Linked DNA regions of Homo sapiens: region 1 is linked to region 2. A link is an interaction called in ENCODE POLR2A ChIA-PET data of the cell type or tissue named here. Cell type or tissue: OCI-LY7. All regions are shown on one strand. Each heading gives the region's core, and the rest is flanking DNA. Links, peaks and the distances in the headings are about the cores only.

What was found. ChIA-PET counts read pairs that join two places held together with the same protein. Peaks named below come from ENCODE experiments on the same cell type or tissue, not always from the same donor. Only the 100,000 strongest peaks of a DNase experiment are listed, where the experiment ranks them.
Region 1: POLR2A ChIA-PET joins it to region 2 with 5 read pairs; 2 of 35 experiments call an interaction of 5 or more read pairs at or near these places.

What each region holds. Positions count from the first base shown.
Region 1 is chr5:57,538,816-57,554,692 of GRCh38, forward strand. No RefSeq gene overlaps it. Among named protein-coding and RNA genes, the nearest start is that of LNCBRM, 24 kb to the right of the region's middle. In OCI-LY7, for the core only: no CTCF peak of the experiment used is centred there; no DNase peak of the experiment used is centred there.
Region 2 is chr5:57,173,806-57,189,682 of GRCh38, forward strand. GPBP1 (GC-rich promoter binding protein 1) reads left to right here and starts at 254. Exons shown (of 12, transcript NM_022913.4): 1 at 254-406; 2 at 1,643-2,595. RefSeq lists enhancers at 1-146, 17-311, 234-343, 784-923, 5,978-6,097 and 1 more and silencers at 1-73, 677-971. In OCI-LY7, for the core only: CTCF peaks have their summits at 10,850 and 11,049; DNase peaks (open chromatin) are centred at 7,546 and 10,766; H3K4me3 peaks cover 5,655 bases; H3K27ac peaks cover 1,912 bases.

The DNA.
Region 1 (15,877 bases), core at 3,591-11,590, 370 kb after region 2:
AGCCTCTCCTCGATCTATGGCTTCTGGGTGGGATTGAAACCCACAGCTCTCTCTAGACATGCAAACTGAAGTCAAAACTCCCCGCATGAGTCATGTGTGGGCTGCTTATTTTGTTTCCCAGAGCTTAATTTCAAGGCTGTATTTCCTTCCCTCACCTTTCTTCCCTCTTCCTTCAAGAGTTAGAAAATTTGAGTATATAGTGGATACAGAAGGAAGGAAGGAAAAAAGGAATGAAAGAAGAGAAAGGAGGAAGGATATTCTTCTATCATGAAAGAAGTTGCAAAAGAGATATACCACGGGCAAAAGAAGACAAAAAGATCAAAGACATATGCCCATTTGACTCCACTCATATTTTCTTTTCTTGCTCCTAAGATTATTCTAACCCCAGGTAGAAATCATGTAATTAGGTTGTATCTTATTTCTTTCTCAACTCTTAACCTAGCAAAAACCATGACATTAGTTTACTGGTGCAGCTCCTGAGGCTGGGTAAAGATGTCATGGAAAGCAACACGACTCCAGCATTCCATTTTTGACCCTGGTCTTGATGCAGAAGTGTCTCTTTCATATGTCTGCTGTTTGGTCATCATGAGGTTTGTTATGATATGGACCTTCCCTTAGATGACCACTAGTGTGACCAAAATCAGCTTTTATGAGCAAACATTAAGAGTAGTGAGCTAATGAGAACAGCACATTTGGTTAAACAAGTTTTACTTAGTTTTCAGGAATCTATTTTATAGACACAAAGACGTTCGCTTAAATACCATGTGGTTCTGATTAGCTGGCTTTTGGTTAACCCAAACATGCAGTTAAACAAATGTGATCCATCTTGCCCTGCAGCCCTGAGGCCAGCTCCCCCAAACACTGAGGTTAGCAGTATATCTCCAGACTCAGAGGGCTTGGATAATGTGGAGTTAATTTATATATGGATGGATGACTGCAGATGACCTCTTAGTAATGTGGTAGCTAAAGGAGAATCTACATATTGATCAAGAATCAAATATATGAGCATCTTCCCAAATCTGCAAATTATGCCTGTGAACAAAGCCTTGTGATTTTATTAAGTTGGTGGGATAAAACCTGTCTAAAAGTGATTGAGAGAAATTGCTATATATTTCTTTTTCCTAGTGAAGTAGACCAGGGTGCCTGAAAAATCATAAAACTGTCTTTGTGATAGTGCTTAGTGTAGCAATTTTTGGGAGGATGGTAATACTCTTCTCAAATTCTACATTATTGTTTTCTGGTGAATGCTTTCCCTTTTCTTATTCAGCCATGATAGGGGCAGTGGTCAAGCCCCTGGTTCTACCTACCAAAACTCCCCTTCGAGGTTAAAATATGCCTGGTGGCCACAAAAGGACACTTATGTAAGTGTTGTGGAAGTTGGGAGAACTGAGAAACGGTGTTGTAGTTTATTACAGTGAGTTCAGAAGAGTGAGATCCCAGGGGTGAGGTTGGAGATAACTGATGAGGAGTAATTAGTGAAGTGTGTATGGTAGGCTGTCTCCCCATTTACTTTTCTACCAGCCTACTGGGAGTTTCCACATAGTATCTCTCCCTCCCACCTACCCTCCCTCTTTCTCTCACTTCTCTCTCTCCTCCCTCTCTCTTTATTTTTCTCCCTCTCTCTCTCTCCTGCTTTTGCCACGTGATGTGCCTGCTCCTGCTTTGCCTTCTGCCATGAGTAAAAGCTCCCTGAGGCCTCCCCAGGAGTCCAGTGATGTCAGTGCCATGCTTGTACAGCCTGCAGAACCATGAGCCAATTACAGCTCTTTTCCTTATAAATTACCCAGTCTCAGGTATTTTTTTATAGCAATACGAGAATGGCCTAATACACTGTGTGACTTTGGGCATGTGATTTAGCCTCTGAGTTTTAGAGTTTTTCATCTGTAAAATGGGTGCAATGATAAAACTATGCTGGCAGGTTGATGTAAGGATACTGGTACTGGTACAGTACCAAGGGCCTCATGCAGAGTTGGCACTTAACAAATAGCAGCTGTTATTTTCTATTGTATGAGTTGGTATTGTTTCCTTTTTACAGAGGGATTAACAGAGAAACAGAAGTTAAATGTCCTGTAATAAGTTATCAGTAGTGCTGAGAATGCCTTAAGCATCCTTGGTAGCAGTGCCTGTGTTTACTTGCATTAAAGAGAATAAAAGCACAAAGTACTATTTCAGGACTATTTATGCTTGTCAGCTGCAACAGAAGTACTGTACACAGTGGAACACATGGGATTCCAGAGGCTGCGTGTGCCGGCTGTTTCTGAGGCAAAAATATCCAAGTACACATGTATTATATTGAAAAAAAAATTATGTGTATTTGGGCCTTGTGGAGGGCATCTTCAATACTGCAGGTTTAGAAGTCATTATTAATACCTTTGTCCTACAGTTACTTTCCTCAAATCAATTTTTTTTCATTGCACATTCCTACATACTATATAATTCTCTTGGGTTCCTGGAGCATGAAATAGGGTTTTTCCTTTCTTATTTTCTTGAGCAAATGTGCAGGGTACACACAAATCTTATTCAATTTGCATCATCCAGGCCAGTCCAGCTCCTCTCAGAATGCTCTTGAATCTCATTTGCCATTGGAAAAAAAAAAAAAAGGTTAAAGCGTGTAAGATGGTATGACTTCAGTGTTTGAGAAGTCTGCCTTGGTTGAATATCTAAGCCCATGAACGAGGGGAAATAAAACATTTATTGTTACCAGAACAACACTGGCTCTGAGACATTGGGCCAAACATGACCACTTAGACAGCAAATGCCTCAGCAAGCGGCAGATCGCAATGGGCAGAGAGGCAGCTTCCTAGCTGGACCCTGGGAAAGCCCAGTGGCCCTCAGGTGGGAATAATTCTGGAGAAAGGGTGCCAGTGCAGCAGGAATGCTAGCTAGGAGGGTCACCAGTGTGGTGGGAGGTACAACAGAAAGATTGGAGCTTGAAGTTTGAGAGTAAAGCTTAGCTTTCTAATAACATTGGGGGGATGGGTAAATATCTTATTCATCCATCCATATATTTATTAATCTACTCACTTATCCATCCATCCATCCATCCATCCATCCATCCATCCATCCATCCATCCATCCATCCGATTACTCTCTTTGGAAAAGGTTAAACACTTTGATGCATTAATAATACATTGTTCTAAAAAATAGAGAGGATGTTTTATGAGTGTCCTTGAGTTGAAAGGCTATGGCTTTCTGAAGACAGGCTTATTTAGTTAGTAATCACTCTGGATTTCAGGGGATGGACTTCATAAAATGCTGTTTTAGGAAGAGATGAAGCATCTTAGAGAAATTAGGTTTGAGTGAGCTGCAAGGAATTTTCAGAACACCATCTGAATTTTTTTTTTTTGAGACGTAGTTTCACCCTTCTTTTTTTTTTTTTTTTTTTGAGAGGGAGTCTTGCTATGTCACCAGGCTGGAGTGCAGTGGCACAATCTCGGCTCACTGCAACCTCTGACTCCCTGGTTCAAGCAATTCTCCTGCCTCAGCTTCCCAAGTAGCTGGGATTACAGGCACGCGCCACCACACCCAGCTAATTTTGTATTTTTAGCAGAGTTGGGGTTTCATCATGTTGGCCAGGCTGGTCTTGAACTCCTGACCTCAGGTGATCTGCCCGCCTCAGCCTCCCAAAGTGCTGGGATTACAAGCATGAGCCACTGCAACCGGCCCCCATCTGAATTTCTGGAAGTCTCTGTGGATGATGAGGATTAATCTTACTTGTGATTTGCAAAGGACTCTCCCATCGTTCCATTGCTGTGGGGCTCCACACATCAGTTCACAGATGATTCTCTTTGAAATGACTAACAAAACAAATACAGTCAGCCCTTGGTGTCTATGGATTCCACAATCATAGAGTCAACCATCTGCAGATTGAAAATATTTAAAAAATTGCACCTGTACTAAACATGCAGAGACTTTTTTCTTTTTATTATTCCCTAAACAACAGAGTATAACAACTATTTCATAGCATTTACATTGCATTAGGCATTGTAAGTAGTCTAGTGATGATTTAAAGTATACAAGAGGATGTGCATAGGTGCAAATACCATGTCATTTTATATCAGGGACTTGGGCATCCCTAGACTTTGGTATCTGTGGGGCCTAGAACCAATCCCCCATGAATACGGAGGGGGGACTTCACCTTAGAAAATCACTTGTCACAACACCACCTCGATGTTTAATGGATATTTTCCCCTTAATGAAGCTGAGACAAAGAAAGGCTGAATCCTGAGTTTGTCACATTAAGCCCTCAGTTCTCCCAGCCACAGGAGTGGCTTCCAAATCTATGAAGATTCCTCTTTGTCCAATCTGGGCCCAGCTTCAATCCATGAACAGTCATGGTGCTCTGATCACGTCACTTCTCTGCTCAGGAACAGACAACATCTTTCAAATTTTTTTCAAAATAAAGTCTAAATGTCTTCATATGGTATTTGAGATCTTCTCCTTCATGAATCCTATACTCCAGATGAACAGAACTACTTATATGGGCTCCCACTGTGCCACAGTATCCCCTCTCTGTTTTCACTCATTCTAGTTTCACTCTGAAATACTCTCCTCCACATCTCTCTAGTGTCAAATCCTACCCATCTTTCAAGGTTTGTCTCCCCTGGGAAGCTTTCTCCGACCTCTCTGCTGGAAATAACTTCTTTCCTACTCTTAATTCACATAGAATTTGGTTTCCATCCCTCTTGTTTACAATACTGCTTCTCATACTTTCCTCATAATGAGACTCACCTGCAGGTACTTGTTTAAAAAAAAACAAAACCTGGGCCTGGTCCCAGACCTACTGAATGAGCAGAAGTCTCCAAAGAAGGGGCCTGGGAAGTAGTATTTTTAACAAATGCTCCAGGTGAGTCCTTATTTTTTATTTTATTTTACTTTATTATTTTACTTTGAGTTCTGGGATATATATGCAGAATGTGCAGGTTTGTTTCATAGGTATATGTGTGCCATGGTGGTTTGCTGCACCTATTAACCCATCGTCTAGGTTCCGTCCCCTCACCGCCCCCTCCAGCCCCCAACAGGCCCTGGTGTGTGTTGTTCCCTTCCCTGTGTCCATGTGTTTTCATTGTTCGACTCCCACTTATGAGTGAGAACATGCGGTGTTTGGTTTTCTGTTCCTGTGTTAGTTTGCTGAGGATGATGGCTTCCAGCTTCATCCAAGTCCCTGCAAAGGAGATGAACTTATTCATTTGTATGGCTGTGTAGTATTCCATGGTGTATATGTACCACATTTTCTTTATCCAGTCTATCATTGATGGGCATTTGGGTTTGTTCCATGTCTTTGCTACTGTAAATAGTGCTGCAATAAACATACATGTGCATGTGTCTTTATAGTAGAATGATTTATATTCCTTTGGGCATATACCCAGTAATGGGATTGCTGGGTCAAATGGTATTTCTGGTTCTAGATCCTTGTGTAAAACACTGTCTTCCACAATGGTTGAGCTAATTTATACTACTACCAACAGTGTAAAAGCATTCCTATCTCTCCACAGCCTCGCCAGCATCTATTGTTTCTTGACTTTTTAATAATCACCATTGTGACTGGCGTGAGATGATATCTCATTTTGGTTTTGATTTGCATTTCTCTAATGATGTTGAGCTCTTTTCCTTATGTTTGTTGACCACATAAATGTCTTCTTTTGAGAAGTGTCAGTTCATATCCTTCACTCACTTTTTGATGGGATTGTTGGATTTTTTCTTGTAAATTTGTTTAAATTCCTTGTAGATTCTGGATATGAGACCTTTGTAAGATGGGTAGATTGCAAAAATTTTCTGCCATTCTGTAGGTTGCCTGTCCACTCTGATGATAGTTTGTTTTGCTGTGCAGAAGCTCTTTAGTTTAATTAGATCCCATTTATCAATTTTGGCTTTTGTTGCAATTGCTTTTGATGTTTTTGTCATGAAATCTTTGCCTATGCCTATGTCCTGAATGGTATTGCCTAGGTTTTCTTCTAGGGTTTTTATGGTTTTGGGTTTTACATTTAAGTCTTTAATCCATCTTGAGTTAATTTTTTATAAGGTGTAAGGAAGGGGTCCAGTTTCAGTTTTCTGCATATGGCTAGCCAGTTTTCCCAACACCATTTATTAGGTAGGGAATCCTTTCCCCATTGCTTGTTTTTGTCAGATTTGTCGAAGATCAGATGGTTGTAGATGTGTGGTTTTATTTCTGAGGTCTCCATTCTGTTCCATTGGTCTACATGTCTGTTTTGGTACCAGTACCATGCTTTTTTGGTTACTGTAGCCTTGTAGTACAGTTTTAAGTCAGGTAGCGTGAGGTCTCCAGCTTTGTTCATTTTGCTTAGGTGTCTTGGCCATACGGGTTCGTTTTTGGTTGAATATGAAATTTAAAATAGTTTTTTTCTAACTCTGTGAAGAATGTCAATGGTAGCTTGATGGGAATAGCAGTGAATCTATAAATTACTTTGGGCAGTATAGCCATTGTCATGATATTGATTCTTCCTATCAATAAGCATGGAATGTTTTTCCACTTGTTTGTGTCCTATTTCCTTGAGTAGTGGTTCTCCTTTAAGAGGTCCTTCACATCCCTTGTTAGCTGTGTTCCTAGGTATTTTATTCTCTTTGTGGCAATTGTGAATGGGAGTTCACTCATGATTTGGCTCTCTGCTTGTCTATTATTGGTGTATACAAATGCTTGTGATTTTTGCACATTGATTTTGTATCCTGAGACTTTGCTGAAGTTGCTTATCAGCTTAAGTTGTTTTGGGGCTGAGACAATGAGGTTTTCTATACACAGAATTATGTCATCTGCAGAGATAATTTGACTTTCTCTCTTCCCATTCGAATACCCTTTATTTCTTCCTCTTGCCCGATTGCCCTGGCCAGAACTTCCAACACTATGTCGAATAGGGGTGGTGAGAGAGGGCATCCTTGTCTTGTGCCTGTTTTCAAAGGGAATGCTTCCAGCGTTTGCCCGTTCAGTGTGATATTGGCCGTGGGTTTGTCCTAAATAGCTCTTATTATTTTGAGCTATGTTCCATCAAATACCTAGTTTATTAAGAGTTTTTAACATGCATGGATGTTGAATTTTATCGAAGGCCTTTTTCTGCATCTATTGAGATAATCATGTGGTTCTTGTCATTGGTGCTGTTTATGTGATGGATTACATTTATTGATTTGCATATGTTGAACCAGCCTTGCATCCCAGGGATGAAGCTGACTCAAGCTTTTTGACGTGCCACTGGATTCAGTTTACTAGTATTTCATTGAGGATTTTTGCATCGATGGTCATCAGGGATATTGGCCTGAAGTTTTTGTTGTTGTTGTTGTGTTTCTGTCAGGTTTTGGTATCAGGATGATGCTGGTCTCATACAATGGGTCAGGGAGGAGTACTTCCTTTTCAATTGCTTGGAATAACTTCAGAAGGAATGGTACCAGCTCCTCTTTGTACCTCTGGTGGAATTTGGCTGTGAATCTGTTTGGTCCTGGGCTGTTTTTTTTTTTTTTTTTGGTTGGTAGGGTATTAATTGCTGCCTCAATTTCAGAACTTGTTATTGGTCTCTTCAGGGATACGACTTCTTCCTGGCTTAGTCTGGGGAGGGTGTGTGTGTCCAGGAATTTATCCATTTCCTCTAGATTTTCTAGTTTATTTGCGTAGAGGTGTTTATAGTATTCTCTGAAGATAGTTTATATTTCTGTGGGATCAGTGGTGATATCTCCTTTATCATTTTTTATTTTGTCTATTTGATTCTTCTCTCTTTCCTTCTTTATTAGTCTAGCTAGTAGTCTTTTTTATTTTATTTTTTTCTCAAAAAACCAGCTCCTGGATTCATTGATTTTTTGAAGGGTTTTTCGTGTCTCTGTAGGGAAAAGAAAGAGAGATCAGACTGTTACTGTGTCTATGTAGAAAGGGAAGACATAAGAGACACCATTTTGAAAAAGACCTGTACTTTAAAATAATTGCTTTGCTGAGATGTTGTTAATTTGTAGCTTTGCCCCAGCCACTTTGACCCAACCACTTTGACCCAATCTGGAGCTCACAAAAACATGTGTTGTATGAAATCAAGGTTTAAGGGATCTAGGGCTGTGCAGGACGTGCCTTGTTAACAAAATGTTTACAAGCAGTATACTTGGTAAAAGTCATCGCCATTCTCTAGTCTCAATAAACCAGGGGCACAATGCACTGCAGAAACCCACAGGGAACTCTGCCTTTGAAAGTGGGGCATTGTCCAAGGTTTCTCCCCATGTGATAGTCTGAAATTGGACTTGTGGGATGAGAAAGACCTGACCGTCCCCCAGCCCAACACCTGTAAAGGATCTGTGCTGAGGTGGATTAGTAAAAGAGGAAAGCCTCTTGCAGTTGAGATAGAGGAAGGCCACTGTCTTCTGCCTGCCCCTGGGAACTGAATGTCTCGGCATAAAACCCGATTGTACATTTGTTCAATTCTGAGATAGGAGAAAAACCGCCCTATGGTGGGAGGCGAGACATGTTTACAGCAATGCTGCCTTGTTATTCTTTACTCCACTGAGATGTTTGGGTGGAGAGAAACATAAATCTGGCCTACGTGCACATCCAGGCATAGTACTTTCCCTTGAACTTAATTATGACATAGATTCTATTGCTTACATGTTTGTTTGTTGCTGACCTTCTCTTTATTATCACCCTGCTCTCCTACTACATTCCTTTTTGCTGAAATAATGAAAATAATAATCAATAAAAACTGAGGGAACTCAGAGACCGGTGCAGGTCCTTGGTATGCTGAGCACCGGTCCCCTGGGTCCACTGTTGTTTCTCTACACTTTGTCTCTGTGTCTTATTTCTTTTCTCAGTCTCTCGTCCCACCCGACTAGAAATACCCACAGGTGTGGAGGGGCAGGCCACCCCTTCATGTCTCCATCTCCTTCAGTTCTGCTCTGATCTTAGTTATTTCTTGTCTTCTGCTAGCTTTTGGATTTGTTTGCTCTTGCTTCTCTAGCTCTTTAATTGTGATGTTAGGGTGTCGATCTGAGATCTTTCTAGCTTTCTGATATGGGGATTTAGTGCTATAAATTTCCCTCTTAACAATGCTTTAGCTGTGTCCCAGAGATTCTGGAATGCTGTCTCTTTGTTCTCATTGGTTTCAAAAAACTTCTTGATGGTCCACTTGATCCAGAGCTCAGTTCAAGTCCTGAATATCCTTCTTAATTTTCTGCCTTGTTGATCTGTCTAATATTGACAATGGGGTGTTAAATTTTCCCACTATTATTGTGCGGGAGTCTAAGTCTCCTTGTAGGTCTCTAAAAACTTGTTTTATGAATTTGGGTGCTCCTGTATTGGGTGCATATATATTTAGGATAGTTAGCTTTTCTTGTTGAATTGATCCCTTTACCATTATGTAATGCCCTTCTTTGTCTTTTTTGATTGTTGTTGGCTTAAAGTCTGTTTTATCAGAGCTTAGGATTGCAACCCTTGCTTTTTTCTTTTCTTTTTTTTTGCCTTCCATTTGCTTGGTAAATATTCCTCCATCCCTTTCTTTTGAGCCTATGTGTGTCTTTGCATGTGAGATGGGTCTCCTGAATACAGCACACCAGTAGGTCTTGACTCTTTATCCAATTTGCCAGTCTGTGTCTTTTAATTGGGGCATTTAGCCCATTTATATTTAAGGTAAATATTGTTATGTGTGAAGTTAATCCTGTCATCATGATACTATCTGGTTATTTTGCACACAAGTTGATATAGTTTCTTCATACTGTCATTGGTCTTTATATTTTGGTGTGTTTTTGCAGTGGCTGGTACCAGTTTTTCCTTTCCATATTTAGTGCTTCCTTCAGAAGCTCTTGCAAGGCAGGCCTGGTGGTGATGAAATCCCTCAGCATTTGCTTGTCTGTAAAGGATTTTATTTCTCCTTCACTTATGAAGCTCAGTTTGGCTGGATATGAAATTCTGGGTTAAAAATTCTTTTCTTTAAGAATGTTGACTATTGGCCCTCTCTTTCTTCTGGCTTGTAGGGTTTCTGTTGAGAGATCCACTATTAGTCTGATGGGCTTCCCTCTGCAGGTGACCTGGCCCTTCTCTGTGGCTGCACTGAACATTTTTTCCTTCATTTTGACCTTGGAGAATCTGATGATTTTGTTTCTTGAGGCTGATCATCTCAGGGAGTATCTCAGTGATGTTCTCTGTATTTCCTGAATTTGAATGTTAGCCTGTCTTGCTAGGTTGGGGAAGTTCCCCCGGATAATATCCTGAAGTGTGTTTTCCAACTTGGTTCCATTCTTCCCGTCTCTTTCAGGTACTCCAATCAATCATAGTTTCAGTCTTTTTACATAGTCCCATATTTCTTGGAGGTTTTGTTCATTCCTTTTTCATTCTTTTTTCGATAATCTTGTCTGCATGCCTTATTTCAGCAAGATGGCTTTCAAATTCTGTATCTTTTCTTCTGCTTGGTCGATTCGGCTATTGATACTTGTGTGTGCTTCACAAAGTTCTCGTGCTGTGTTTTTCAGCTCCATCAGGTCATTTATATTCCTGTCTCAACTGGTTATTCTAGTTAGCAGATCCTGTAACCTTTTATCAAGTTTCTTAGCTTCTTTGCATTAGGTTAGAACGTGCTCCTTTAGCTCAGTGGAGTTGTTATTATCCATCTTCTGAAGCCTACTTCTGTCAATTCATCCATCTCATCCTCCATCCAGCTCTGTGTCCTTGCTGGAGAGGCATTGCAATCATTTGGAGGAGAAGAAGCACTCTGGCCTTTTGGGTTTTCAGTGTTTTTTTTAATTGATTCTTTCTCATCTTCATGAGTTTGTCTAGTTTTGATCTTTGAGGCTGCTGACCCTTGGATGAGGTTTTTGTGGAAATATTTTTTGTTGATACTGTTGCTGTTGCTTTCTGTTTTTTTGTTTGTTTTTCTTTCAGTGGTCAGGTCCTCCTTCTGTAGGGCTGCTGTGGTTTGCTGGGGGTTCACTTCATGCCCTATTCATCTGGTTCACTCCTGCACCTGGAGATGTCACTCAAGGAGACTGGAGAACAGCCAAGATGGGTGCCTGCTCCTTCCTCTGGGATCTTTGACCTTGAAAGGCACTGTCCTGATGCCAGTAGGAATGCTCCTGTATAGGGTGTCTGACAACCCCTGTTGGAGGGTCTCTCCAAGTTGGGTGGCACAGGGAGCAGGACCCATTTAACAAAGCACTTTGGCTGTCCCTTGGTGGAGAAGGTGTGCTTTGCTGGGGGGAAACCCACTCATCTGGGCTGCCCAGATTCCTCAGAACCAGCAGGAGGAAATACTAAGTCTGCTGGTCTGTGGGGATTGTGGCCACTCCTCCCCACAGGGGCTCAGGCCCAGGGAGATCAGAGTTTGTTCCTGAGCCCCTGGCTGGAGTTGTTGGAGTTCCTGCAGGGAAGCCCCTCCCAGTGAGGAGGGGTGGGTCATGGTCAGGCCTGAAGAGGCACTCTGGATGCAGCCGGCCACAGCCAGTGTGTTGGGCTATGGGGGACAACTCTTGGGACCAAGCTGTCCGGTCTCCCTGGCTCCAGCAGGCGAAAGGCGTGGCCTGGAGCAGCTGCCCTTCCCCAACCCTGGGAGCTTAGTGTGTTAGGCAGCTAGCAGTCCCAATGTTAGCTGCTGTGCCCCCTGCAAGGAGCTCAAATGGCTTAGACAGCAGGCAGCTGCAACTGTGGTGCTTGCTGCCCCTCTCCCCGGGGAACTTGGCAGGCTTAAGCAGATTCTCGCTGAGTGGCTGTTGAGAATCTGTGTGGCTCCATGGTTGGGACCCTATGCCCCAGTGGCGTGGGTTCATGAATGGGATCTTCTGATCTGTGGGTTGCACACTTCCGTGGAGAAAGCACGGTTTCCCAGGCTGGGTAGGATTCTCACTCACCACCTCTCTTGGCTGGGGGTGGGGGTTCCCCTGCCCTGTGTGGCTCTCGGGTGGGCTGCCACACCACACTGTTCTTCCTTCCTCTGTGTGGGTCACGCCAGCCACCTAGTCAGTTCTGATGATAGAACCTGGATACCTCAGTTGTGGGTGCAGGATTTGCACGCTGTTTTATGGTTTTTTTCGATGGAAGCCTCTGATAGCTGCTGCTTCTAGTCGGCTATCTTGGCCCCGCCCCTCCAGGTGATTCTTATTAGAGAAGGGAAACATCCTATAACCTTGCTAGTCAAAGAGTGCTCTCAGACCAGCAGCATCAGCATCATCTGGGAACTTGGTAGAAATGCAGAATCTTGGGCGCCATCCTAGAACTACTGAATTGGCATTTGCATTTGAGTAGGATCCCCAGGTAATTCCTAGGCATGTTAAAATTTGAGAGGCTCTGCCTTGCTATACTTATTACTTGCTATTTTGGTTACAGGTAATTATGCAACCAAAATCCTTTACACTTATTATCTCATTAATTACTCAAAGTAACTATTATTATTCCTCTTATTTCAGATAGATGAGACTTCAATTAAATCGAACCATATTAAATTGTAAATGTTAGATCATTTTTTGACCTACTTACAAAAAAGGCAATTTTATACGTTTCAGCTTAATAGCAAGTGGTGATGGCACTGGGATTAGAATTTCAGCAGTTTGACACTGGAGCCATCTCTTAAGCCTTATATTATTATTATGACTGTCATATATACCAGTAACTGTTGGTTTTCAATAGCAAAAAAACCCACTCAAATTGAAATACATTATTGAGTTTCAAAGTTAGTGTGTGATAGGGTTCTGAAAACGAAAATGTGCTTATATAAACAGTATGAATGTGAGATGGATATGAGGGAGTAGGGTAATGAGATAGTAAAGAAAGCAACTGAAATTACATGCTTTTCCCTCCATTTGGTCCATATGGAGTTGGAGACTACAGGTATTAATGCTAATTTTCTTCCAGACGTGAAGGACTGAAATATCTTTTGTTCTGACTTATAATTTTCAGCTTGGTTCCAAATCTCAAAAACTGCAATTTTAGGCTATGATTAGAACATAAGATTGCTTCTGTCTACTAATTTTCAGGCAGAATAAGTTTACAGTAATAGGCTTATACAGCTTTTGTGTTCAAGGGCCAAAGTCTGTAAAATATGTGGGAAATTGGAAAAGGAAGGAAAGGTTTCTTGCCAAACTTTTTGATACGTTTGATCCTTTGCAATGACTAAATATGCAATGAAGACCCAACAAAGAATCGACTGCCATCACAAGACCACTAGGTAGTTTCTTTCCTTCCCCAGATACAGGGTATAAAAATGTTTTCTAATTGAAGGTTATAATCAACTAGTTTTTAGCGTGTTGTTCACAGAAGATTGAAGCTTCTCAAAGGAGTATTTGTTTCTCTGATTTTTGCTGACACCCTTTATTACGCCACAGTTCTTAGTCTTAACAAAGGGGCTTTATATATGAAAAGTGCTTGCTGTATTTTAACACGATAAATGAGTCAAGTGGTGATGACTTAGGCATAAGAGAAAAAAAACAAAAGATACTCTAAAGATGTTTAGGATTACTAGACTAGGACTGGAAAGAGTAACTAGAGATGACTGACCACTTAAGTGACTGGCAGTTGGAAAGTAGTCTGTGAGAGGCTTCTTGTGGAAGTGGATCATGTTGCTTCGTTTAATGAGGCTGGGTTATGAGGTCCATGTGGCTGAGCCATGCAGCTGGTCACTTGGCATTTGAGTGTCCAGCTAAATAGGTACCTGCAGTGGAATAATATTCTGAACCTCTGTTCATTCTTCTGCAATGTTTTCTTCCTCGTTAAATATCCTGTATTCCCCCCAAATTAATGTGTGTAACCACTTTTTTATCCAAGTATCACACTCTTCCCTGAATACATTTATTATATATGCACTGCACATACCTTTTCAGAAGAGTAGGAATTGTAAAGGTTATGGGAAATGAGAAATAATTTTTTTAATGAATGAAACTAATGGTTGCTGGTTGCCTTTTCCTTTTGTATGGTTGGTACCTTTTTGCTTATGAACATGAGAATAGTGGCCTTGGTTTTGTTTAGATTGCCCTAGGAATGTGTTCTTTAGGAGCTGTGACCTAAGCACTTTCAATTTTGATCTTGTAAAAAAACAATGCTTTTGTGTTTTTGTTTTATTTTTATATAAGTAAGAAAAGGAAGGTGTTCTATATGTTTGTCAAGTGGGCCTTTGTATGTCAATATCTGTCACATAGAATCATAGAAAATACAGACATTCTTCCAGGACTCATACTCTGTGTCTGGTCCCAGGCCTATCAGTGATTCTTTATATGATTTAAAGTATGTCCACTCTACTTTTCCTTCCTTCTTTTTTATATATTGTAAAATCAATTTCCCCTCAGAAAGTTTAGAAGGAATGAATGAAACTAAACAATGAATATGAAGTAGGAAAACACGTTTTTTAAGAACTTAATAAATTAATTTCTTAATTAATTTATTAATTAAGGGGTTTTGGGGAAAAGAAGAGGAACATCCATCAGAGTGGTTCTAGTTCTGCATTAGCAGTGTGTAATGACTGGATGTCTTCCTGGGTCTGCAGTGTTTCACCTATTCTTACTCCTGTCACATAGCCTGAAAATATTTTACCATTGTTCTGACTTCAAAGGACTTGACTAATAGGAATACACAACTCGATATTACCCGTTCATTGTGATTCTTAATTTGCAAATAATAATAAATGGAATCTAGGACAGTATCCTCAGTCTGCTTTAGTATGTTCAAGATTAAAGGGGAAAGTTTCCTAAAGTTAATCTTCCAATTCTCAGTGAAAAGAACATTAAAAATAGAGAAAAAGGCCTTTGGGTCAAATGAGTTTTGTGTTTGGCACTGACATAGAGAAACCTGTGAATACATTAAAAGTAGAAGGCACATAAACCCAGTCTACCTGAATTAAAGACATGAATACCAAAAGGCTTTCCTTGGAGATCAGATGCTATGGGTTGAATTGTGTCCCTTCTGTCAAATTCATATTTTGAAGACATATTCCCCAATACGTCAGAATGTGACCTTATTTGGAGATAGGGTCTTTACTGAAGTAGTCAAGTTAAAATGAGGTCATTAGGGTGGGCCTTAATCCAATACGTACGTTATATTTATGATTGGAGAAAACTTGGATGCAGGCACACAGGGAGAATACCATGTGAAGATCAAGGCAGACAGAAACTGGAGTGATGCCTCTATAAGCCAAGGAACACCAAGACCAGCACACAATGAGAAGATAGGGGAGAGGCATAGAATAGATTCTTCCTCACAGCCCTCAGAAAGAACAAACCCTGGTGTCACCTCGATTTTGAATTTCTAGCTTCTAGAAGGGTGAGAGAATAATTTTCTGTTGCGTAAGCCACCCAATTTGTGGTACCTTGTTACGGCGGCCCTAGCAAACTAATACACCAGGAAAGGAGTTAAACCTTGAGATTCTACTTACAGGGGCCAGTGTTATGACTGAAAAGACCACTACTCCCCAGACCTGGGCAAATAAAACTGAAGAAGGAATAGTCTATGGAGTTGTTTCAAATGATGTTCTCATTTAGTGATGTCTGAAATACAGTCTTGCCTATTTACCTCAACTACAGAAAGAAAACTAAGTAAAATTGAGGAGAATGAGCTTTCATTTCACACATCAAAAAATGTGTTTTCTGATTTCCCAGTGAAATTTAGGCTGACTAAAAAAAAAAAAAAGAATTCCTCATGATATTGTCACTCTAATTTTTCTAGGTCACTAGAGCACGGAAAAAAATCTGACTGCTCCACACCTGAATTATACCAGTTTGCATAAACTAATAAAATTACAACTTAACTACTATCGTGAGGAGTTATCCTGTTCGTTATGGTGACAGAAGCTGGGCATGAAGAAGGGAAAATGCTGCCAATCCCCCGGAAAGCCATTAATGTTACTCTGCCAGGGGATCTAAAGGTGTGGGAGAGGATTTTAAATATAGCACCCATCTTAACCACTGTGAATAAGCAACACTACTATAG
Region 2 (15,877 bases), core at 3,364-11,363:
TCTCCCCCTCCCCCCAGGCGCCCGACGTAGAGGGCGGAGCTTCTTTGACCGCGGCGTGAGCGGTTGCTTGGGCCAGAAGGTTCTCTGGTGGAGGCGCTCTTCCTGGTGTCCCGCCCAGTAGGTTCGTTCGCACCGCTTCTTCCACACTCTTTCTCCCTCCTTCTCCTCGCCCCGCCTTCCCTCCCTCCTCAATCCCTCTAGTTCCTTCCCCGCCTCGCCACTGTGCACGATCTCGCGAGACTTGGCCCAGAACATTGCGGATCGGGTCGGCGCCATTTTGGGACTGAGACTGGTTGTGGGGGAGGGAAAAGCGGCAAAAGGGGATTATTCAAAGTACCGAAAACCTTCTCCCGGGATCAGGCGCGGCGGCACCCCCAGGCCAGGGGCACCTCTGGTGGGGCAGAAGGTAACACCGTCCTCTAGGCTCCACGCCCGAGCCCGGGGGAGGAGGGGAGTGCCCGTGTCCGTGTTGGGGTTTGAGGGGTCGGGAGCGGCGTTGGTGGCGCGAGGTGTGAGGCTGCCCGCCGACGGAGGGGCGGCGAGAAGCAAGGAGTGAGAGGGGGGAGAGGCGCAGATAGGCCCCTCTAGGTATTGACTCGGCCCGGGTGGAGCGGAGGTGGTGGTTGTGAGGAGGGGGTGGGTGGTTTAGCCCCGGCGGCTTGGTTGGGGGGTGTTTGGCGTTTGGCGGAGGCTGGGAGCGAGTCCGACGCTCTCAGTGCTCGGCCTTCCTTCCCCCGGCCTCTTGCACACGCCCGCCTGGTTTTGCACCACTACCCTTCTCAGGGCTGAGGGAGTCGAGGCCGAGTTGTGGCCTTCGGCGGTTTCTTCAGCAGCGCCTCAGCTTTCCCCGCCTCTCCCAGGTCCGTGGCACTTGCCGTGGACTGGGGCGAAGGCTACTTTGTTCCTTTGAGTCCTGTGGGGTCTGAGGGGACATGTGCATTTTTGAGAGAGAACCATTCTTTGGTTTACGAAAAGGGCCCTGTACCTTCCACCCCCTCAGTTTTGGGAGAAACCTGTTTTCTTAATTCGAGGAAGTGGAAACCTACACCTTCTAGCCCTTTGCTCCCTCAGAAGTGGGGAAGTCTCCTCGGGAGAATTTAAGAAGCGGGTTTGCCCTACTTCTAGTTCACCTTTCTGGCCTTACTGGGTGGGAATATGCCTCCTCTAGTAGACGTTCTGATTTGGAGGGAGCCTCTTTCTCTTTACACTTATCTCTGAGTTACATTCGCTAATACTCCGTGGCAGCACACCTGTCTTCGCTTTCCTTGGTCCATCGAAGAGGGTTGGAGATCTTTTGTAAGATTATGTGTCAATTTCATAGTTTTAAAATTTATTCAAGAAGTATAAGAAGGTTTGCTTATATAATTCCCCAGTATGGGATCTGCACCCCTTCCCAGGTGAAATCTGCCCTTGCCCTCCATAATACCGTCACCTACCGTTTTTCCCTCCCTCTACTCCGATGTCTTGTTCATTCAGTAGACTTTTATCGGGTGCTTGCTTGGGTAAAGAAGCCCTTTTCCAGGCTCCTGTAGGGTTATATAGAAGTGATTTTCTCTCCAGAGGTTGACTTTTTAAGTTGGGGATTGATTTTTTTAGCTCAAAATCAAAACTCAGTATATAATTTTTTTTATAACTTTTACAGGTGATTGAATTACTCAGATATGAAGATCATCATCTAGGTTTTGTGTAAAAGGCCCTGGATATTTTAAGTGGCCATTTTGGATTTACAGTGTTTTTGGATAATTTTGCCCCAGAAGTTTATTAAAATTGGCAAGAATCGTCTGTGAAGTGAATTGATAGTAGTGAACAATTCAGCAAGCTACTTAAAAAGAGACCCAGGCAGCATTTCTTCAGTATTTTGGTTCAAACGGATTATATAACTGGTTACAGTATTTCAGCTGGTGGTAATTTTTGCCTCCCCTTCCCCCACCCCGTTGTTGGGGTTCTTCAGCCGAAACTGAGAGACGTTGATTTGTGTACTGAGTAGTTTCAGCAGTTTCAAATGACTGAGTATTGCTGAAGTTTCATGGCAGTTTATTTTTACCTTTATTGAAAGTTTTAGGAATTTTTGACTTCAGCTCTTTCATGTCACAATGGGACACTTTTTCTGAATGAAGAGATTGAAAGAATACAGAGTTTTTTTCCTTTTATCTTTTATTTACGTGGAAATTTAAGATGTTGCAGTTTTCCGGCAGCATGGTAGTATTGAGATAGCTATGTGTGTCTCTGTATATGCTGATGTTTAGGAATGCTCTTCAGATGTGAAATTTTCTTTTTGTTTTTGCTTTTTGGCTCGTAAATTGGATATTTCATCTGGAGTGGACAAGTACAACAGTGGCAAGTACATGGAATAATAAAGAAGACTTTGATCTTAAATCTAAAGAACTTGGCTAATTCGGGAGATAGCCATATGAAAACTTTAAAACAGAAGTATGGGTAGCTGACTTGAAGTAACTCTATGTCAAATAGTCGTAGGTTAAGTATCTTCAAAGAACTTCGATATTATTTCAGAGGATACAAAATAAAAATACAAACTGGAAAATAAAGATTACAGAGAAAAAACCAACACCTTCCTGTGCAGTCCTGTTGGAATTTGTAAGTACTATTATGGTGAGCAAATCAAATGTTCATTTGTAAACTGTAATCAGAGTTGAGTTTATCCTATGTTATTCTCGGAAGCCTTTCAGTTTCTTGCAGTAACATTGCTTGGTTTCAGTTTCCTTGACAGTCTGAAAACAACTATTAACCATTGTCTGAGTAAACTGAAATTCAGAAAAAACGTTTAAGGCTTAGGAACTTTTCAGATTCAAACAGTCCTAAGCTACAAGTTTTTGCGCTTTTTAAGTAAAAAGCTAAATTCGTATGGCCGGTATATATTGCCTTAGGCTTTGAAGATTCATTCACAGTGGTAGAAAGGTAGGAAAAAATGCAACAAATAATTCACCACGTGTCTTCCTAGCCAGTTTGTATTCTAAATGCGTGTGCCTTGGTAGCCAGTTGACTTTGCAAATGTGAGTTTAGACTGCATTCCAAATGCAGTTTAGTGTTGCATTTGGAGTTACATAGTTTGGTTATATTACAGGTAGTAGTTCTTAATGTATTTCATGAACTAGCTTGGTTTAAGGCATAGTTGTTCCTAACATATTAATCCGTTATAGAAATTAAGTTTTTGAAATAGTTTTGTTGAAATGGTTTTGTATTTCAAATTATTTCTTTACTTTCAAAAAAAGAGGGTATTACCAGGACCAGAAGCTCAGAGGAACTGAGCAAGCTGAATTAAGAACCTTTAAAATAACTTAAGAAAATATGAGTATACATTTTTTTTTCCACTCAAGAGGTTATGCTGGCCTAAGTTTGTAAGCAAAGCTTTTTTTTAAAAAAAGTTGTGAATTAATTGCTATAATAGAAATTGTTTTGACAGGTGAGAGAGTTATCGTTTAATGTTTGTATTTTTCAGGATTAAACGGTGTTTTTAGTTACCGTTAGTTACTACATTTAATTTTTCGGTGAATCATAGGCATTTAATGTTTTTTAAAGAGATACACTAAAATTTAATTTTTTTTTCTCTTTGACTAATGACAAAATTTAATTTTTAGGCAGTTAATATTAGTGAACACGAGTATAACTAAAATTAGAGGGTATTTCAATTAATTGTCTTTCTGAGACGAAAGACTAATTTTTATTTGAGACCGAGTTTCGCTCTTGTTGCCCAGGATGGAGTACAATGGCATGATTTTGGCTCACTGCAGCCTCCGCCTCCCGGGTTCAAGCGATTCTCCTGCTTCAGCCTCCCAAGTAGCTGGGATTACAGGTGCCCGCCACCACGCTCGGCCAATTTTTGCCTTTTTTTTTTTTTTTTTTTTTTTTTTTTTTAGTAGAGACCTGGGTTTTCACCTTGTTGGTCAGGCTAGCCTCGAACTCTTGACCTCAGGTGATCCTTGCGCCTTGGCTTCCCAAAGTGCTGGGATTATAGGCCTGAGCCCACGCGCCCGGCTGAGATTGCAATTTTTGAACTCTTTACCAAGATGGCCTAACATCATAACTTGTCAGTTGCTTATTTTGAACCAATTTTTTTTTTGCTTAAACTGTTGAATCCTGCTAGCTCCCATAGAGTGAAAGTGGTAGTAAATGTAAAATAGAGTTTTTTTTCTCTGAAATTGATATTAGAGAGTTCAGTGTTTCCCTTTGTTATAATAGACTAGGTTATATGTGTTTTCTCTGTCAGACCTGTGTGTAGTAATTCTAATTGAGTGTCTACCTTGATTTATAAAATCGGTGAGAACATTCCACACCCTTTCACTTGGGAGAGCATGTATTTTGTTCATTCCTCAATTCAATGACTTTTCAAGTTGCTTAACAATATGCATCTTAAATAAGATTAAGTTGAACTGGAGTCAAACGATCATTCTTCTAGAAAACTACATAATATTTATTATTTGTGATTTTTTCTTTTTTTGAGACGGACTCTTGCTCTGTCGCGTGCCCAGGCTAGAGTGCAGTGGCGCAGTCTCGGCTCACTGCAACCTCCGCCTCCTGGGTTCAAGCGATTCTGCCTCAGCCTCGCCAGTAGCTTGGATTACAGGTGCCCGCCACCACGCCCAGCTAATTTTTTGTATTTTTAGTAGGGACAGGGTTTTACCGTGTTGGTCAGGCTGGCCTTGAACTCCTGACCTCAGATGATTCACCTGCCTCCACTTCCCAAAGTGCTGGGATTACAGGCCTGAGCCACTGCGTCCAGCCTTGTTTTCTTCTAAATTGCCATTACTGATATTGTTAATCTAAGCAGTAGTGTTAGGATAAAGATTACTCCAGAGATCAGAGTTTTTAGCAATTAACTTTAATCTGTGAATAGTCTATAACATTTGTCAACTTTGCGTACAGCAGTTCTTCAAGGACAGATTTACTTGAACGTTTTGACAGATATTTTCAGTATTTTATTTTTCTGGAGATTGGAATAAATAGTTGCATCCGTTGGTAATTGGAACTATTGCTGGACGCTGCTTTTCCCCAGAAGTTAACACCACTTTTCCTTTTATCTTTTCTACTCTTTATATTTTGCTTTTTTGTCCCTTTCTAAACTGTAGGTCTAAAAATAATAATCATAGTGGCTAACATTTATAGATGATGATGGTTTTTTTGCTGTGTAATTTATGTGGCATATTTTAATTAATTCTTAATCCCGTGAGGAAAGTACTATTATAGTCACTGTGGTACTGATGAGAAAATTAGGATTTAGGGGGGCTGAGACTGGGAGAAAGTTACTTTGTTAGAATTGTAATCTTGACCAAATAAATGTTCAAGCAGTCTGACTCCAGAGCACATACTCAGCACTATGCCATACTTACACTGCCTTCTTGGGGATTTTACTTTACTAATTCATTTATTTGAACATTATCTTTGATATTTTTTTCTTTTCATGTACTGCTTCTCTTTGGTTGATGTTGATTACAGACTGCTAATGGAGTTTGGAAATAAACTAAGAGATATTACTGTTTTGCTATTTGCAGTAACTATTTGGGTGATACCTTTGGTTAGCTAAAATTGTGTGTGTGTGTGTGTTTGAGACAGGGTCTCGCTCTCTCACCCAGATTGGAGTGTAATGGCACGATTGTAGCTCAGGCAACCTCGAACTCCTGGGGTTAAGGGTTCCTCCTGCCTTGGCCTCTCAAAGTGCTGGGATTACAGGCCTAAACCACAGTGCCTGGCCTTGTATTTTTCTTTCACCCATAGCCTGTTTCCACAGGCATGGAGCTAAATGCATAGCTTTGTTTTACCTTGTCTTTTTTTTGTTGTTTTTTTGGGTTTTTTTGAGACAGAGTTTCGCAGTTGTTGCTGAGGGTGGAGTGCAATGGCGTGATCTTGGCTCACTGCAACCTCTGCCTCCCCGGTTCAAGCGATTCTCCTGCCCCTTCAGCCTCTTGAGTAGCTGGGATTACCCGCATGTGCCACCAGGCCTGGCTAATATTGTATTTTTAGAAGACGGGATTTCACCACGTTGGTCAGGCTGTTCTCAAACTCCTAACTTCAGATGTCTGTCCACCTCTGCCTCCCAATATGCTGGGATTATGGGTGAGAGCCACTGGGCCCGGCCCCTTGTCTCTGTTTTTGAATTGAAATAGTTACATGGATTTTTGTGCTTGAAGCTGCTGATATGTTAAAATTGAGGAAGGGAGGAGTAATGGGGAAAGAACAGGAAGAGTGAGCAGGAAAAAAAAAACTGGGGAGAGTTACAAGAAAGGGGTAATTGAGGAGGACTTCTAATCTGAAAGTAAAATAAGCAAGTGAGGATAGAGTTTAAAACCAGGCCAGATTATTTAACTTTTTTTTCTGAGACGGAGTTTTGCTGTCACCCAGGCTGGAAAGCAGTGGCACAATCTCTGCTCACTGTGACATCCGCATCCCGGGTTCAAGTGATTCTTATGCCTCAGCCTCCCAAGTAGCTGAGGTTACAGGTCCCCGCTGCCATGCCCAGCTAATTTTTTGTATTTTTTGTAGAGATGGGGTTTTGTCATGTTGGCCAGGCTGGTCTCGAACTCCTGACCTCAGGTCAGATGATCACCTGCCTCAGCCTCCCAAAGTGCTGGGATTATAGGCGTGAGCCACTGCACCTGGTCAGATTATTTAACTTTGTTTAACCAAACCATCTTTTCTGTTTCTTTTTTGATAAAAATGTTTATCAAATGTTTAGGTAACAACGTTTAGATCTATCAATGTTTAGGTAACGTTTAGATCCAGGTAAGGTACTGATGTAGAAAAAGGGTCATGGCTGAGGGTTTGGAAGGGAACTTGGTTTAGGATATGGAATATCTAGAAAAATGCCTGTGTGACTGTATGTTCACCTAACTTTTTTTGGCCTTAGTTTCTTCATTATACTGATGGAAATATATATGGAGGGTTTTTGTAAATTGTGAAGTGTAATACAGATGTAAAGATTTTTTTGGGGTTTTTTGTTTTGAGACAGAGTCTCGCTCTGTCACTCATGCTGGAGTGCAATGGCACAATCTCAGTTCATTGCAACCTCCGCCTCCCAGGTCCAAGCGATTTTCCTGCCTCAGCCTCTCAAGTAGCTGGGATTACAGGTGCCCACCACCACGCCCAGCTAATTTTTGAATTTTTAGTAGAGATGGGGTTTCCCCATGTTGGTCAGGCTGGTCTCCAACTCCTGATCTCAGGTGATCCACCCACCTCAACAAATTTAAATATGGCTTTAAAATATAGTTTGAAAACTGAATTAAGAATTAAAGGGGGCCAGGTGCAGTGGCTCATGCCTGTAATCCCAACAGTTTGGGAGGCCAAGGCAGGAGGAACACTTGAGATTAGGAGTTCGAGACTAGCCTGAGAAACATAACAAGACTGTCTCTCTACAAAACATAAAAAAAATTAGCTGAGCATGGTGACATGCGCCTGTAGTCCTAGCTACTTGGAAGGCTGAGGCAGGAGGACTGCTTGAGCCTAGGAAGTCGAGATGGCAGTGAGCGGTGATTGCACCACTGCACTCCAGCCTGGGTTGCAGAGTGACACCCTGCCTCAAAAATGAATAAGAATTAAAGAGATGAGGCCGGATGCCTCGGTATTTTTGGCGCTGCGATCGCGACACTGCACTCCAGCTTGGGGTGACAAGACTGTGTCAAAAAAAAAAAAAAGAACCTCTGACATACAAAATACTATTTAAAAAAGGGGTGAGGGGGCAGGGCATGGTGGCTTATGCCTATTATCCTAATACTTTGGGAGCCTGAGGCACGAGGCTCACTGGAGCCCAGGAGTTTGAAACCAGCCTAGGGAACATTTAAAAAAAAGGTGGGGGGGCGGTGCGGGGGCAGGGAATACATCTCTTTTCAAACTCCTGACCTCAGGTGTTCTACCCACCTCGGCCTCCCAAAGTGCTGGAATTACAGGTGTGAGCCACCATGCCAGGCCGAGACAGTGGTTTCTGAGAATTCTTTGAAATTGATAATTTTGTGGGCATTTCAGTGCATTTTTCTGGAAAGGTCCATTACCTTCAACAGAAATGTTGAAAAACAAAATGTTAGTGGTTACTGGTAAACTGTTTTGTGGTTGTGACTGTTTTTCAGTTTTTACCTGCTTGCTTTTCCCATTTTGTCAGCTGTCCCACCCATCACAATAGTTAACAGATTTGCTGTATAACCCTGCAGATAATTGCTAGTTTCTGCATCTTTTTATATACAAGATATGTCATTTAGTTTCTTGGTCTTTAGTTATTATTTTGTTCACAGCTTGGTGGGTGCAGTGCTTTTGGTCTTTCCATTTTCTTCCCTTTAATTATTTTATAAATTTTTTGAGACGGAGTCTCCCTCTTGCCCAGGCTGGAGTGCAGTGGCATGATCTTGGCTCACTGCAACCTCCACCTCCCAGGCTCAAGTGCTGCTTCTGCCTCAGCCTCCCTAGTAGCTGAGATTACAGGCACCTGCCATCAGGCCTGGCTAAGTTTTGTATTTTTAGTAGAGATGGGGTTTCACCATGTTGACCAGGCTGGTCTTGAACTCCTGACCTGAAGTGATCTGCCCACCTCAGCCTCCCAAAGTGCTGGGATTATAGCCATGAGCTTCTGTGCCTGGCCTTTTTTTGAGATGGAGTCTCACTCTGTCGCCCAGGCTGGGGTGCAGTGGTGCGATCTCGGTTCACTGCAACCTCCAACTCCCGGGTTCAAGTGATTCTCCTGCCTCAGCCTCCCGAGTAGCTGGGATTATAGGCGCCTGGCACCATACTTAGCTAATTTTTGTATTTTTAGTAGAGATGAGGTTTCACCATGTTGGCCAGGCTGGTCTTGAACTCCTGACCTCGTGATCCACCTGCCTCAGCCTCCCAAAGTGCTGGGATTACAGGCGTGAGCCACCGCACTCGGCTTCTTCTCTTTAATTCTTATTTATTTATTTTTGAGACAAAGTGTCACTCTGCCACCCAGGCTGGAGTGCAGTGGTGCAGTCACGGCTCACTGCCATCTCGACCTCCTAGGCTCAAGCAGTCCTCCTGCCTCAGCCTCCCAAGTAGCTGGGACTATAGGCGCATGTCACCATGCTCGGCTAATTTTTTTTATTTTGTAGAGAGAGAGTCTTGTTATGTTTCCCAGGCTAGTCTCGAACTCCTAATCTCAAGTGTTCCTCCTGCCTTGGCCTCCCAAACTGTTGGGATTACAGGCATGAGCCACTGCGTCTGGCCCCCTTTAATTCTTAATTCAGTTTTCAAATTATATTTTAAAGCCATATTTCAATTTTTTTCCTACACTTTTCATGCAAGAATAAGTTTTTAAAACTCTTAGTTGCCAGGCATGGTGGCTCATGCCTGTAATCCCAGCACTTTGGGAGGCTGAAGCGGGTGGATCACCTGAGGTCAGGAGTTCAAGACCAGCCTGACCAACATGGCGAAACCCCGTCTCTAATAAAAATACAAAAAATTAGCTGGGCGTGGTGGCACATGCCTGTAATCCCAGCTACTTGAGAGGCTGAGGCAGGAGAGTCGCTTGAACCCAGGAGGCAGAGGTTGCAGTGAGCCGAGATCATGCCATTGCACTCCAGCCTGGGTGACAAGAGTAAAAACTCTGTCTCTAAATAAATAAAAACATACATACATACAAACATATGTACAACTCTTAAGTTATCCTTTCTCCGAAACTGAGAATCTGGGCTTGGCTTGTGGCTCACGCCTGTAATCCAGCACAGGAAATTTAGAAATTAGCCCAGGTCAGTAGTGCGCCTTGTAGTCCCAGCTACTTGGGAGGCTGAGGTGGGAGGGTCACTTGAGTCCTGGAATTTAAGATGTCAGTGAGCTATGATTGTATCACTGCACTGTAGCCTATGCACCAAACAAGAACCGCCCCCCCATCTCAAAAAAAGAATTACGATGAAAGTGTAGTATAAGGGAAATACTAGTCTATGTTTTTGTATTAAAATTAACATTTCAAGAGTTGATAGCTAATATTTTTTAATACGGGGGGGATATGAATTTTTTTTTTTTTTTTTTGTTTTGGAGACAGGGTCTCACTCTATCACCCAGGCTGGAGGGCAGTGGTGCCATCACAGTTTGCTGCAGCCTCGACCTCCCAGACACAGGTGATCCTTTCTTTCACATCAGCCTTCTAAGTAGCTGGGACCACAGGTGAGTGCTGCCATGTCCAGCGAATTTTTTATTTTTTGTAGAGATGGGCTTCTGCCATGTCTCAGAATTTTGGTAGGCTGAGGCTGGTGGATCGCTTGAACCCAGGAATTTGAGACCAGCCTGGCCAACATGGTGAAACCCTGTCTTTACTAAAAATACAAAAATTAGCCGGGCGTGGTGGTGCATACCTGTAATCCCAGCTACTTGGGAGGCTGAGGCAGGAGAATCACTTGAACCTGGGAGATGGAGGTTGCAGTGAGCCGAGATCGTGCCACTGCAGTCCAACCTGGGTGACAGATTGAGACACTGTCTCAAAGGGAAAAAAAATTAGGTTTATTGGGGTGTAATGTACATAACTTTGTTAGTCTGTTTTTGTGTTGCTTTGAAGAAACACCTGAGACTGGATAATTTATAGAGAAAAATGGTTTTATTGGCTCTTGGTTCAGCAGGCTGTGTAGGAATCTTGGTAGTGGCATCTGCTTGGCTTCTGGTGAGGCCTCAGGGAGCTTACAATAATGGCATAACTGGAGCAGGCATGTCACATGGCAAGAGGGAGCAAGAGTGAGGTGAGGGGGGAGGTGCCACACACTCTTTAAACAGCTCTCTGGTGAACTATCAGCAAGAACTCATCACCAAGGGGTTGGTGCTAAGCCCTTCAGGAGGGATCCGCTTGCACAGTTCAACACCTGGCACTAGGTGCCGCCTTCAACATTGGGGATCACATTGGATATCTCATGGGACAGACATCCAAACTGCATCAATGACAAGAAAATTCTTTAAAGTGTATACAGTTGTGTAACTGCAGAATCAGAATATAGAATATTTTCATCACCCCAAAAAGTTACCTTGTGTCCTCACCCATCATCGTCAGTCCCTGTAAAGTCCCAGTCTGTTTAGTATCGATGTCCTTTCCTATTGGGTATTTTCCGGAATGTCAAAGGAATTATACAGTGGATTAGCCTTTCATGCATGTTGTTTCATGTATTATAGTTGATGTTTTTATTTCATTTTATTTATTAACTCCCTGTGGGGACATCTTAGTTGATTTTTATTATTGCTAAATAGTATTCTCTTGTGTGGTTATACCACAATTTGTTTATCAGTTCTCTCGTTCAGAGACATTTTGTTTGTTTCCAGTTTTTGACTGTTGCAAATAAAGTGAATAGGAACACTTGTGCATAGGACTTGGTGTGGACTTAAGTTTTCATTTCTCATATGAAAATCCCTAGCAGAACTGCCCGGGTCATGTGAATTGTGTGCCTTCCCACCAGCAATGGGTGTTAGTTGTTATCACCAGCCCTCTTTAAAATTTGTTTTTGGCAACCATCTTTGGTTAGGTCTTTTTTTTTTTTTTTTTTTAAAGACAGAGTTTTGCTGTTGTTGCCCAGGCTGGGGTGCAATGGGGCAATCTCGGCTCACTGCAACCTCCGCCTACCGGGTTTAAGTGATTCTCCTGTCTCAGCGTCTGAGTAGCTGGGATTACAGGCACATGCCACAATGCCCGGCTAATTTTTGAATTTTTGTATTTTTAGTAGAAACGGGGTTTCATCATATTGGTCAGGTTGGTCTGGAACTCCTGACCTCAGATGATCCACCCCCTTCAGCCTCCTGCAGTGCTGGGATTACAGGCGTGAGCCACTACGCCTGGCTAGTTATGTCTTTTAAATTTTAACCCTTGTGTATAGTTGGAATTAGCATTATGTCTTTAATTTGCATTTCCCTAATAATGATAGCATCTTTCCGTGTGTTTTGGTGAAGTGTCTGTTCAAATATTTTGCCTGTTTAAAAAAAAAACTGGGGCCTGAGCACGGTGCCTCATGTCTGTAATGCCAGCACTTTGGGAGGCCGAGGTGGGCAGATCGCTTGAGCCCAGGAGTTCGAGACCAGCCTGGGCAACATGATGAAAACCTGTCTTTACAAAAAGTATAAAAGTAAGCCTGGCACAGTGGCGTGCCCCCTGCAGTCCCACCTACTGCAGAGGCTTGAGCCCAGGAGGTAGAGGTTGCAGCCTGGACGATGAGAGTGAACCTTGTCTTAAAAAAAAAAAGGCAAAAAAATTGGGTTGTCTTAACGAATTGTGAGAATTCTTCATGTATTTTGGATACATGTTTTGCAAATAATTTCTCTCAGACTGTGGTTTGTTTTCATTTTCTTGATACAGTGTCTTTTGAAGAGCAAAAATTTTAAGTACTGAAATAAAATGCCTGGTGGCTCATGCCTTTAATCTCAGTACTTTAGGAGGCTGAGGCTGGAGAATCCTTTTACGCTGGAAGTTCAAGACCAGCCTGGGCAACATACTAAGACGCCTATTCTCCAAAAAATTTAAATTAAGTGGGCATGGTGGCATACCTCAGCTACTTGAGAGACCAAGGTGGCAGGTTTGCTTGAACCCAGGAGTTCAAGGCTGTAGTGAGCTATGATTGTGGCACTGCACTCTGGTCTGGGTGACAGAGCGGGACCTTGCCTCTTTAAAAAAAAAAAAAAATTTTTTTTTCTTTCATGGTTTGTGCTTTTGTGTCCTAAGAAATCATTGCCTAACCCAAGGTCATAGAGTTTTCTCCTGTCTTGTAGAAGTTGTGTAATTTCGTTCTTATCTTTTAGGTCTTTGATTCATTTTGAATTTTTTGCATGTGGTGCGATAAAAAGATGTTCACTTTTTGGGGGGTGGGGTACACAGGGTCTCACTCTGTCACCCAGGCTGGAGTGCAGTGGCGTAATTAACAGGTCTCTGCAGCTTTGACTTCTTGGGCTGGAATGATCCTCCTAATCCTTTTGAGTAGTTGAGACTACAGGTATGTGCCACCACACCTGGCTGATTTTTAAATTTTTTTGTGTGGAAACAGAGTCTCACTGTGTTGCCCAGAGTGGTCTCAAATTACTGGACTCATGGGATCCTCCTGCGTTGGCCTCCCAAAGTATTGGGATTACAGGCGAGAGCCGCTGTGACCACCCCTATTTTTTTTTTTCCATGTAAATGTCCAGTTGTGCAAGTTTCATTTGTTGAAAAGATTGTTTCCCATTGAATCACCTTGAAATTTCTGTGATGAAAATCAAATTATGTGTGTCTATTTCTGGACTCAGAGAAGTGTGTGTGTGTGTGTGTGTGTGTGTGTGTGTGTGTATGTATGTTTGTATGTATTATGCTAATTCTATGGAATGCTAGTCCATAAATAAAATAGTATTTGATTTTTTTTTCTGCTTTAACATTGGATGTCTTACATTTTCTAAAATATTTTATAGGAAATTTGGAGCAACAGGGAAATTGTTTTTGTGGGTGTGTGAAGTAAGACCTGTTGCAAAATAACGTCATCTTGAATTCGTATGTCAATCTTCTTTTAAGTGGCTTGAAATGTTAGATATCTAATTCATACTTGAGCATACTTAGAAAATGACAACATTTCTATACTGGAAATGAGAAAGTAGGATGTAAAAGTATCAACTTATTTACTATGATATATTATCTCAACAGTGGATTTGGGACTCTTCTCTCTTGAGTGCTAATTATGTGCTAGAGATTTCCTTTGCCTCAGGAAATGTTTGAGTGCCTATGGTATCGTTGGTGCTGGGGATTTTCTAGTGAACAAGGCAAAAATGTAAGATTCCTCTGTCCGTGAAGTTTGCTGTGAAGTTCTATGAATACAGAATAAAAAGAGTCCTTGAATTTGAATTATGGTTTCATGCCATCTGTTACATTATATAATAGCTATGTGATATTGGCCAACATAGTCTTTATGACTTAATTCTTGCTCTATAAAATAGTGCCTCACAGAGTTGTTGTTATTAAAGTCAAGTGAAATAATGAATGCTAAATGCTTTGAAATTGTAAAATAATACAGACAGTGGTGTTGTGGCTGGTCACAGGTGATAGTGGTTGAAGACCATATCATATGATCAACCAGGAGGGAGAGATTATGAATTGGAGGACATAGGTAAGTATAAATTGAAGGGACAGAAGAAGCAGAAACCAGATATATATATATATATGTATAATGTATTTGTGTATATATAATATATATGTATATATGACATTTAAAATTATCGAGGCTGGGCTTGGTGGCTCATGCCTGTAATCTCAGCACTTTGGGAGGCTGAGGTGGGTGGATCACTTGAGGTCAGGAGTTTGAGACCAGCCTGGTCAACATAGTGAAACCCCATCTCTACCAAAAAATACAAAAATTAACTGGGCATGATTGTGCACGCCTGTAGTCCCAGCTACACAGGAGGCTAAGGCAAGAGAATCGCTTGATCTCAGGAAGTGGAAGTTGCAGTGAGCTGAGATCGCACCACTGCACTCTAGGCTGGGCGACAGAATGAGAGACTGTCTCAAAAAAAAAAAAATGGTTGAAGCACATGCATTCCACTCTTGGGATAATACTTGTGTAATTTGTGGTATGATACCATAGCTTTAAAAGGTATATTTATGCAAATGATCTCAAGTTTAAATTTCCAGTTCAGATCTTCTCTCCATATTCCAGGCTTATAGCTTAACTGCCGTCTTGACTTCTCTACCTGTAAAATTTAACGTTCAGTGCTACACTCAGGCTGGACATGGAGGCTCACGCCTGTAATCCCAGCATTTTGGAAAGCTGAGGCAGGTGGATTGCTCGGGAGTTTGCGACCAGCCTGGGCAGCATGGTGAAATCCTGTCTCTACTTAAAAAAAAAAAATGCAGAAATTAGCTGGGCATGGTATTGGGTGCCTGTAATCCCAGCTACTCGGGAGGCTGAGGCATGAGAATTGCTTAAACACGTCAGGCAGAGGTTGTAGTGAGCCGAGATCGTGGCACTGCACTCCAGCCTGGGCGACAGAGCGAGACATTGTCTCAAAAAAAATAAAAGGCAAGCTACAGTCTTACTTCCTAGCCCCATACTCTCTCTATTCTTTCTCATCTCAGTATGGCTCCACCAGCTACCTATTTATTCAGGCTAAAACACGTGGGAATCATCTTTGGCTTTCTTCTTTCCCCCCATCTAATCCATTAGCAAATTATGTGTTCTACCTTCAAAATCTCCTAAATGTATTCATTAATATCCCACTGCTACTAGACTTGTACAAGCCTCTTTCTGTCTGTCTGTCTGTCTGTCTTTCTTTGCGACGAAGTTTCACTCTTGTTGCCTAGGCTGGAGTATAGTGGTGTGATCTTGGCTCACTGCAACCTCTGCCTCCCAAGTAGCTGGGATTACAGGCATGCACCACCATACCCGGCTAATTTTTTTTTTGGAAGACAGTCTCGCTCTGTCCCCCAGGCTGGAATGTATTGCCACTATCTCAGTTCACTGCAACTTCCACTTTCCAGTTCAGGTCATTCTCATGCCTCAGTCTACTGAGTAGCTGGGATTACAGGTGCCTGCCACCGTGCCCAGCTAATTTTTGTATTTTTAGTAGAGACGGGGCTTTGTCATGTTGGCCAGGCTGGTCTTGACCTCCTGACTTCAGGTGATCTGCCCACCTAGGCCTCCCAAAGTGTTGGGATTATAGGCGTGAGCCACCATGCCCAGCCCAGCTAATTTTGTATTTTTAGTAGAGACAGGGTTTTACTATGTTGGACAGGCAGGTCTCGAACTCCTGGCCTGTGGTGATCCACCCACCTTGGCCTCCCAAAGTGCTGGGATTACAGGCCTGAGCCACTGCGCTCAGCCCACTTTTTTTCACTTGAACTACTGTGGTAGCCTTTTAACTTTATTCCTGTACCATTGTGTACTCTATTTCATTATTCACAGAGCAGTGATCCTTTAAAAATGATATTCGATTGTGTCATTATTGT